Regions from separate parts of the Homo sapiens genome. Here region 2 is linked to region 1. Evidence: chromatin loops called from intact Hi-C (ENCODE). Cell type or tissue: endothelial cell of umbilical vein. All regions are shown on one strand. Links, peaks and the distances in the headings refer to the core of each region. The heading gives the core; the rest is flanking DNA.

The links. Hi-C counts contacts between places; a loop is a spot of excess contacts. Peaks named below come from ENCODE experiments on the same cell type or tissue, not always from the same donor. Only the 100,000 strongest peaks of a DNase experiment are listed, where the experiment ranks them.
Region 2: a loop joins it to region 1, with 2.7 times the contacts of the local background. A loop is called at or near these places in 1 of 110 quality-filtered maps.

Annotation. Positions count from the first base shown.
Region 1 is chr6:154,397,373-154,401,771 of GRCh38, forward strand. CNKSR3 (CNKSR family member 3) reads right to left here. Exons shown (of 13, transcript NM_173515.4): 13 at 1-4,399. Among named protein-coding and RNA genes, the nearest start is that of IPCEF1, 43 kb to the left of the region's middle. In endothelial cell of umbilical vein, for the core only: no CTCF peak of the experiment used is centred there; a DNase peak (open chromatin) is centred at 1,909; H3K27ac peaks cover 1,757 bases.
Region 2 is chr6:154,660,127-154,664,525 of GRCh38, forward strand. No RefSeq gene overlaps it. Among named protein-coding and RNA genes, the nearest start is that of SCAF8, 71 kb to the right of the region's middle. In endothelial cell of umbilical vein, for the core only: a CTCF peak has its summit at 1,779; a DNase peak (open chromatin) is centred at 1,885; H3K27ac peaks cover 937 bases.

The DNA of each region.
Region 1 (4,399 bases), core at 216-4,215:
CTTGGTTTAATTCTTTTCTTCTCTAAAAGTAGGTTTCTGTTTTTTGGAGGGGATTTAATTGCTCATCTGATCTGAATGCCCATGACCAGCTCTTGTTTATCATTGGCATGGCCATGAACACAAACAATATAAAATGCCAATTTAACCAATCCACCATGCTTGTTTTTTCTTTTTTCCTAGGAATTAACAGTGGCAGGCCCTGGAAATAGATGGGTAAGAGCAAATCTGTGGTCATCAACTAGGTGCACAGTCCAGTGGGTGTGTGAGATGCATGCACAGGGCAGACAGTAGAGCCTGCAACTGTGATGGAATTAACAGGGTAGGCCCTGCAAACAGATGAGTAAAAGCAAATCTGCGGCCATCACTAGGTGCACAGTGCAGTGGGGGTGTGTGAGATGCACAGGGCAGACAGTACAGCCTGCAACTGTGATGGAATTAACAGGGTAGGCCCTGGAAGATGAGTAAAAGCAAATCTGCGGCCATCACTAGGTGCACAGTGCAGTGGGGGTGTGTGAGATGCACAGGGCAGACAGTACAGCCTGCAACTGTGGCGCAGGCGCAGAACAGGATTGAATTTCGCTAAAAAGACAAAGGAAGAAAAAGTATGGTCTCTGTCCTCAGGGCATTGCAACCCATTAGGCTGAATCATATGAACTGCAGATTATGCAGGTAAAATATGGCCACATATCCACACCTTCACAGGGCTCTGCCTGACACACGGAGGACACAATCACAAGAGCCAAAGCAGGGAAGGGGCAGGGAAAAAGTGGACACAACCCCACCCCAGTCCAGTGGTGCGGATCAATAAATCGAGACTTACGGCCAATCTGAAATAGATTCTATTCATGAAAGTCCTTCCAGAAACAACATTCAGGATGACGGCATCAGTGTTAGCCAAGTGTCTGAGTGGTCTGGGTGTCACATCTGTGTGTGTGCCCAAATGGATGAAATTTATGCACAACCAATAAGCCCCACAAAAGTGATTGTTATGCTGAGCCGAACAACCATTTTTTACTTCCCTTTGTCTCTCCCATAGCTTCTCTTTCCTTTTCACTTCCTGGACCTACCAAAGCCTTGGCCTTGGGTGGGGAGGCATCCAGTGACTGTCCTTTTCAGCTTCAACAATGGCAACACAATCTCTTGGCTTTGTATTTGTGTAAGAGTTCCTTTTCACGATGAGAATGTCCAAAATAGATACCATTCTACATTATTCCTTTATTTAAAACCACAGGAAACATAGAAACGAGTTTGAGGAATACCACTTCAAGATGGGAATGGGAGGCAAAAATAATTCAGCCAACTAGGAGGTGGGCAAAATGCTCCGATTCCCTTTGTTTTCATATACGATTTCATTGAAGGAAGTGGAAGGGATTTAATAGAAAAGATATGATGATGACAAATCAAGTCAATATTGAAAGAATACTCTAGGCGGGGCGCAGTGGCTCACGCCTGTAATCCCAACACTTTGGGAGGCTGAGGTGAGCGGATCACCTGAGGTCGGGAGTTCGAGACCAGCCTGACCAACACGAAGAAACCCCATCTACTAAAAATACAAAATTAGCCGGGTGTGGTGGCACATGCCTGTAATCCCAGCTACTTGGGAGTCTGAGGCAGGAGAATCACTTGAACCCAGTAGGCGGAAGTTGCGGTGAGCCAAGATCGTACCATTGCACTCCAGCCTGGGCAACAAGACTGAAACTCCGTCTCAAAAAAAAAAAAAAAAGTGTGTCCAATCACAGACTTTTGTCATTTCTTGAGTTCTGAATCGGCTAAAACATCCGAGTGAGTTTTCTAACAGTAAAAGCTGCATCTCTAGGCCACTGACCACACTGCAGCCCTCTGACAGTGTCACACTGGCATTATTTTGCTGCTTATGGACAAAAGAATGAGCAATTTCCTGTTGGCCAGCTCTGAATACCTTATTCACTAGAGGCTGAGATGGAGTCAGTACTGCTACTACAGGAACACGAGTCAACATCTCTTAAATGCTGTGTGCCAGACTATGCGAAGAAAGGGCCTTAAAAACATTATCTCATTTAATCACCATAAGCCTTCGAAGTAGATGCTAGTATTATCCCCATTTCATAGATAACTGAGGAGTGGAGAGGTCAGTCACCTGCTTCAAGTCACAGATCCCATAAGTGGCAAAGTGAGACAGCTGGATGATCCAACTTCAAAAGCTGAGCCCCCGCCTGCTTCTATCTGCTTGATGCAAATTCCCAAAAGTCAAAGGCTTCTAAATTCGCGCTAATTCCTCAAATCCCTCCTCTTATCCTGGTGCAGCCTCAGTTGGAGTGACAGGAAGTTTAGATATGAGTAAGAAAACGGAACCTGACACTGAGTTAAAAGGACAATTTCTTCCTTCAGAGACAATCTTACTTTATATTAAACTTCATTTCTGAAGCTCCCTGATTCTCTAAAATAATCAAAATGTTCAGCCCAAGATATGTCAAAATGGTGAAGAAATATCTTAAAATCCAGTTTTCACCCCTCTAACAATAAAGTTAAATCCTCCCCTTTAATGGGTCTAGTCAGTGGAAGAACATTTCTCTCATTTTAATCATTTTTCTCCTGATATTTTCTCTCCTTTTAATCATTTCTTCACAAACATCTGAATGTTTATGCTCCAGGCAAGAGGAGAGAAAATGATGAGAATATCCTTATCCCTGGGTGTGAGGAGTAATTACTCTACTGCCCTTTTAAATACCTTTGAGGTTTATTTCTTAATTTTTTTCCTCCAACTTCAGTTTCACAACTTCTTCATGAAACAAGGAGCTTGGTAAAGGAGGCCAGCAAGTAACAGGTTGGCTGTGAGCGTGACATGAATGCTCAGGCTGTAAACTGTCTTCCTCAGAGAGCAGTGACTCCAATGGTCAGTGACATGCAGGAGGAAACGCAGGATTAGGACCGACTTTCCTTAGGTGTAGCCTCACGTTTTAATCCCTGAGGTATGTTGTAAATGGGCAGCGCATGAACAGGTGATCAACTCAGAAGACGAGCTTCATAAAGGTTGCCATAGAACTTTAGAATATGCCTATGGATGGCCAAGTCACAACCAGAATTGAGTCCTTAATCACTGACCCCATGTGTATTTCTATGGAAGGGGAGTGCAGTATGTGGCCCAAAGGTTCTGAAAAACTGTGTGTGACAGTCTCCTGGCTGTGTAGCATTTTTTGTTGCTTATAGACAAAATTTCTCTCCTCTATCCAAATCAGTAGGCCATAGGCCATTATTTAAGACAAACTTTTGAGTATAAAAAATTTGTCTTTTACATACACAAATGCACACATATATAGGGTTTGGGACAGACTCCACACCCCTAAAACTAGAGGAAAAACAAGGCCCTCTAGCAGGTCTGAACATGATGTAATCACTTTTTCCTTTACTTATGTAAAAGGTACCCTTTGTCAAATTAGCACACTTCTGGCAATAATTCTGGCCCCAAATAAATAGAAACTTTAAGTTGAAACTTGGCAATTGTGAAATTTCCAAATAATTAAAAGGTAAATTTTACAGTAAAGAGACTAATTTTTTTCTAATTCCATATGCTATAGGCTACAAAATATATATTTAAATTCCCTTAGGTATTACCAAATGTGTGTTGAGGTCCTCAACTGGGGTTGAGGGACCCTAACTAGGGGTTAATACATCATGCAAAATTTTCCACGTATTGGAAGAAACATCAGAAATCAGCTTTTGTGTGCTCCTTAAGCCAGTTTTAAAATAGATTTTAAAATATTCACCTTCCAGCTGATTAGCATGAAAGGTTTGAAAAATATACAAAAGCAGAGTGCTATGGATTGCATGTTTATGTCCTCCCAAAATTCATCTGTTGAAACCCTAATCTCCAAAGCAATGGTATTAGGAGGCGGAGCTAATACCATAAGTGGGCCTTTGGGAAGTGAGTAGGTCCTGAGGGTGGAGCCCTCATGAATATTAGCGCCCTCACAAGAAGGGAAAGGAGAGCTTGCTTGCTTCCTTTCTCTCTCTCTGCCATGTAAGGATGCAATGGGAAGATGATGGCTATCAGCAAACCAGGGTAAGGGTGCTCACCAGGAACTCACCTTGATCTTGGACTTCCCAGCCTCCAGAACGGTGAGAAATTTCTGTCATTTAAGCTACCCAGTGTATGGTATTTTGTTATTGCAGCCTGAGCTGATTAAGACACAGAGTAACTCACAAAATAAATAACATCAAGTATCACTGGCCAAGCCAATGAGCAGTCATACCAAAAGTAGTTTACTTTTAAGATGTCCATCTTCCACAGAATCTCCAAGGAAGTAGCTTGCAGTAGTCTCATCCCCACGGAAATGATGCAGTGATTTTATGCACAAGGGTAGGAGCAAAATGTGAACTAATGGTCTACAAAACTAATCTCATCTACAATAGAAGAAAACAA
Region 2 (4,399 bases), core at 145-4,144, 260 kb after region 1:
AAGCAAAGGAGATAAATTCTAATTCCAACATCTCACTTAGAAATTGTTGAGTTGACTTTTTCTCTGAGCCTCAGTTTCCTTATCTGTAAAACAAAGGTTAAAAATGCCTGCTGCTTACTTCACAGGGCTGTAGTGAGGATAAAAATTGAAATGTGAAGTTCTTTGGAACTTTAAAACTATTTATTATATTTATTATTATTATAGTTTATTATACAAACAAAAGCAACCCATGTTTACTTCATGTTTAATTGGATATTATTAATCATGAGGGCTTCCACTGTGCCTCCGCCTCCTAATACCCACCAATAAATCCTACTTCCTGTCCACTTAAAAAAATAAAAATAAACGTATTCCTCAGCTTTATTTCTTAAGGAACCTTAAGGAATAGACTTTCTCTGGAGCAAACCATTCCCAGCTTCTTAACCAACCACCAGCAGTGGTTTCAAGTAATTACCCAGAAATATTGGCTTCCATCCTCTTCTTCCTCTCTTATTGCCTCCTTCCCTACCTTGCAAAATGCAAAATTGTGTATAGAAACATGAGTGTGAAACATCTTGAAACCACTCATTTATATAAACTATATATGTTCTTGACTCCCCACTTGGGGAAGAGCTGCCTGGCCAGCACCAGAGTGTGACATGAGTGAGAAACGGATTTCAGTGTTTAATTGATTTCCACAACATAGTCTATCCAGTCCTGCCTCCTACTTGAGGCTTATAAGTGAAGTGGTGGTCAGAGAAAGGAATTACAGAGTTCAAGATCTTGTCAAGTATGACCACATCTATAGGTTGTTGATGTGGAATGGAGATAAAGAGAATTCTATGAGAAGTGGGAAGTTTTTTTAATAACTGAGGCCGTTATTAAAGGTCTATGCAACAAATTTCTAGATAAATGCCCATTCTCACATAAAGAGTAGATGGTTTGTTTTTGTTTTTTTGAGACAGGGTCTCACTTTGTCACCCAGGCTGGAGTGCAGTGGCATGACCTCCCAGGTTCAAGCAATCCTCCTGCCTCAGCCTCCCAAGTAGCTAGGACTACAGGCACATGCCACTATACTTAGCTAATTTTTTGTATATTTTGCAGAGACAGAGTTTCGCCATGTTTCGCCCAGGTTTGTCTCGAACTCCTGAGCTCAAGTGATCTGCCCACCTTGGCCTCCCAAAGTGCTAGGATTACAGGCATGAGCCACCGCGCCCAACCAAGAGCAGAGTTTAGATGTGGTACCCATGGAGACGCAGACTAACAATAGGTGAGTGGATACAGTTGTGACTCAGTATATAAAATCTTTTCTTTGGAAGGCTATTGATGACACCTCAGATGCCATGCTGAGAGCATGGCAAAACAATGAATGTGGCCGGGCGCGGTGGCTCACGCCTGTAATCCCAGCACTTTGGGAGGCCGAGGCGGGCGGATCACGAGGTCAGGAGATCGAGACCATCCTGGCTAACACAGTGAAACCCCATCTCTACTAAAAATTACAAAAAATTAGCCGGGTGTAGTGGCGGGCACCTGTAGTCCCAGCTACTCGGGAGGCTGAGGCAGGAGGATGGCATGAACCTGGGAGGCGGAGCTTGCAGTGAGCTGAGATCGCGCCACTGCACTCCAGCCTGGGTGACAAAGTGAGACTCCGTCTCAAAAAAAAAAAAAAAAAAAAGAATGTAAAATTCAGCCCACTCTTACCACACATAATACACTCAAGATTGGGTGAGCCTATCACGCCAAAGAATAAACGACATGCAACAGAAGTCTATGCTGCCCCTATCGCCCCCACATGGCTCAGAGAAAGCGTTAGCAATAAACACTTTTATTTATAATGAGGAACAGATGAAATATGGAAGGAAATGATGGCATGACTGGATTTCCTGAAAGGTACATTAACAAAGTAATAAAACACAAGATACCCTTATAAACAGCACTAGTAAGTTTTACATAAATGCCTCCCATGACCTTTTGTGCTTTTGAGCTATTTCAGTTACAGTAACATCAGAGAAGGTGGCCAAAACCATTTACTATAAATTCAAACATTTTCCTATTCATGTAAATCAATGCATAAAAATCAAAGCATACTTCATATTCATACATACTCAGAAATGCTACACACAGACACACACAGAGAAAAAAACATATATGCCCTTGTGATCTCATTTGTTTTATAAAATGTGATATTAAGAGTACCAGCAAATACATATAGTCTAGGGAAGGAAGGAGCAGACTTCATTAGGCAGTTAGGAAATGTAAATCCCCAAATTGTCATTCCTAAGCCATGCAAGTTGGAATAACTTCACCAAAATTTGTCCTAAATAATTAATAAGTCAAACATGTTTTTCCTTAAAAGCTGAGGATTGTGCAGTATTAAATAACCATTTTATTACTATTAAAATTCATGGACCCCTCTAGTATATTTAAAATTTTTAATCCTAAATTGTTTAACTCTTAGAAATAAGGGAAATAATATTATTCTATCCTGCATTCTCAAAAAAATTTTTCTTCATCTCACTTTGGTGACCTGATTGCTATCAAGGAAAGCAATTCCCTTTAACATTTTATTCCACTGCAAAAAGCTTTTCCTGTACTTTATCTTGAATATGTATCATGGTGTTGCCCCAATACCCATGTGGGAATTGCTGGCGGGCAAGACCTCTTTTCTAGAAAAGAGGAAGAGAATGAATGTTTTAGGAACTTGGGCCTTAATGAAGAAAACACATCAGAATAACATGAAAAGCCATTTCAAAATATAGGTGTTCCATGAAAGAGCCACATATGCAAAGCAAATCCCCATGCAGAAAGAGCCGAGAAACCAAAGAATGAGGCAACAAATTCAGTTTGTCATTATAGGCTGATTTTATTGGGGAATTTACAGACAGATGCATGGTCTTGGATGGCCGCAAGATAGGTAGATCTCTGCACTGTTACCCTCCAACCCAAGGGCTCTTGTACCATTGGGAAAAGGAATAATGTTTCAGAGGGAATGTGCAGGAATTTGTTTAAGAGCAGGATTTACAGTAAATATGAGTTCCTACCTAAGGGTAGGATTTATGCAAAGTACATGTTCTTCAACAAGAAACAATAGATAAACTGGAAATATCAGAAGCATTCCTAGAACAGGAGTTCATCAAAAGCAAACATGGCGGATCAGCTTCCAAGATGAAGTTACTTTGGCTTCGACAATAGGTCTGGGGCTCATCCCCCAAGATTCTAATTCCCTACAAATGTTATTGGTGGTCACGTGCTTATTTTTCACAATGGCTGTCAGAACACTAGGGGCTAGGTTTGCTCCCCCTCCCCGAGTCAGGTGTGTACGAGCAGTGGCCCAGCACATGGCTGGTATGCTAACATCACTCCTGGCTCGCCTTACCTTCCTTCCCATATTTTCCATTTGCCTATTTTCTTACTTATTTTCAGTTTATCTTGCTAAATTGGGTGCATCTTTAGAAGCAGCCTTGAATTCTTTTTTACAATGCGGAGAATAAGTCAATGAGTAAATAATAATGAGACAGGACAGATTTTTCAATAAGGGAATGTTCTATCCTTTCCAGGACCTTTTTCTCTCCCTGCAGAATCCCAGTGCTGTGCTATTCTCTCCTTACCTCATCAACCCTAGTCTCAAATCCATCTTTTACACTCAGAATAAAATTAAATCAATGTGTTACCATTCTGAGAGATATTTGCCTTTTCTCTAATAGCAAAATAAGATGTACTACTTCTTAAAACAAGTTCAGATATCAAGGAAGCAGGCAAAAGTAGAGGAAGTAATCACAGACAACAGTCTTCCCAATACTGCAAAAATTATACCACTCATCTAGGATTATTTCTGCTTGGGACATTTTAAAGGAAAGTTGGATGGTTTCAATAACAATTTTAATTTACTTATTTTAAACTTGTTAAAAAATTTTTTAGCAATGGGGTCTTGCTGTGTCACCTAGGCTGGAGTGGAGTGCAGTGGCATCATCATAGTTCACTGCGGCCCCAAACTCCCAGGCTCAAGCGATTTTCCCACCTCAGCCTCCCGAGTAGCTGAGACTATAGGTGCGCATCACCATGCCTCTCTAATACTTTTTATTTTTTGTACAGATGGGGTCTCACTATGTTACCCAGGCTTGTCTCCAACTCCTAGGCTCAAGTGATCCTCCTGCCTCTGCCTCCAAAGTGCTGGGATTACAGGCATGCACCACCGTGCCCAGCCAATTTATTGCTCTGTTGATAGATTTCTATGAGTCATGTGAATAACCAAATTAATAAAGATGATGAAGAAAGGGATTACTGTGAGAAAATTGAAAGATGATTTGGAGAGAGATAAGTAGGCCCTGACTGGCATTTATGTAGAAGGGAGACAGAAGAGATCCAAAATGTTAATGGAGAAAAGGTTAAACAAGAATATTTTGACTATTGTTAGTCTAGA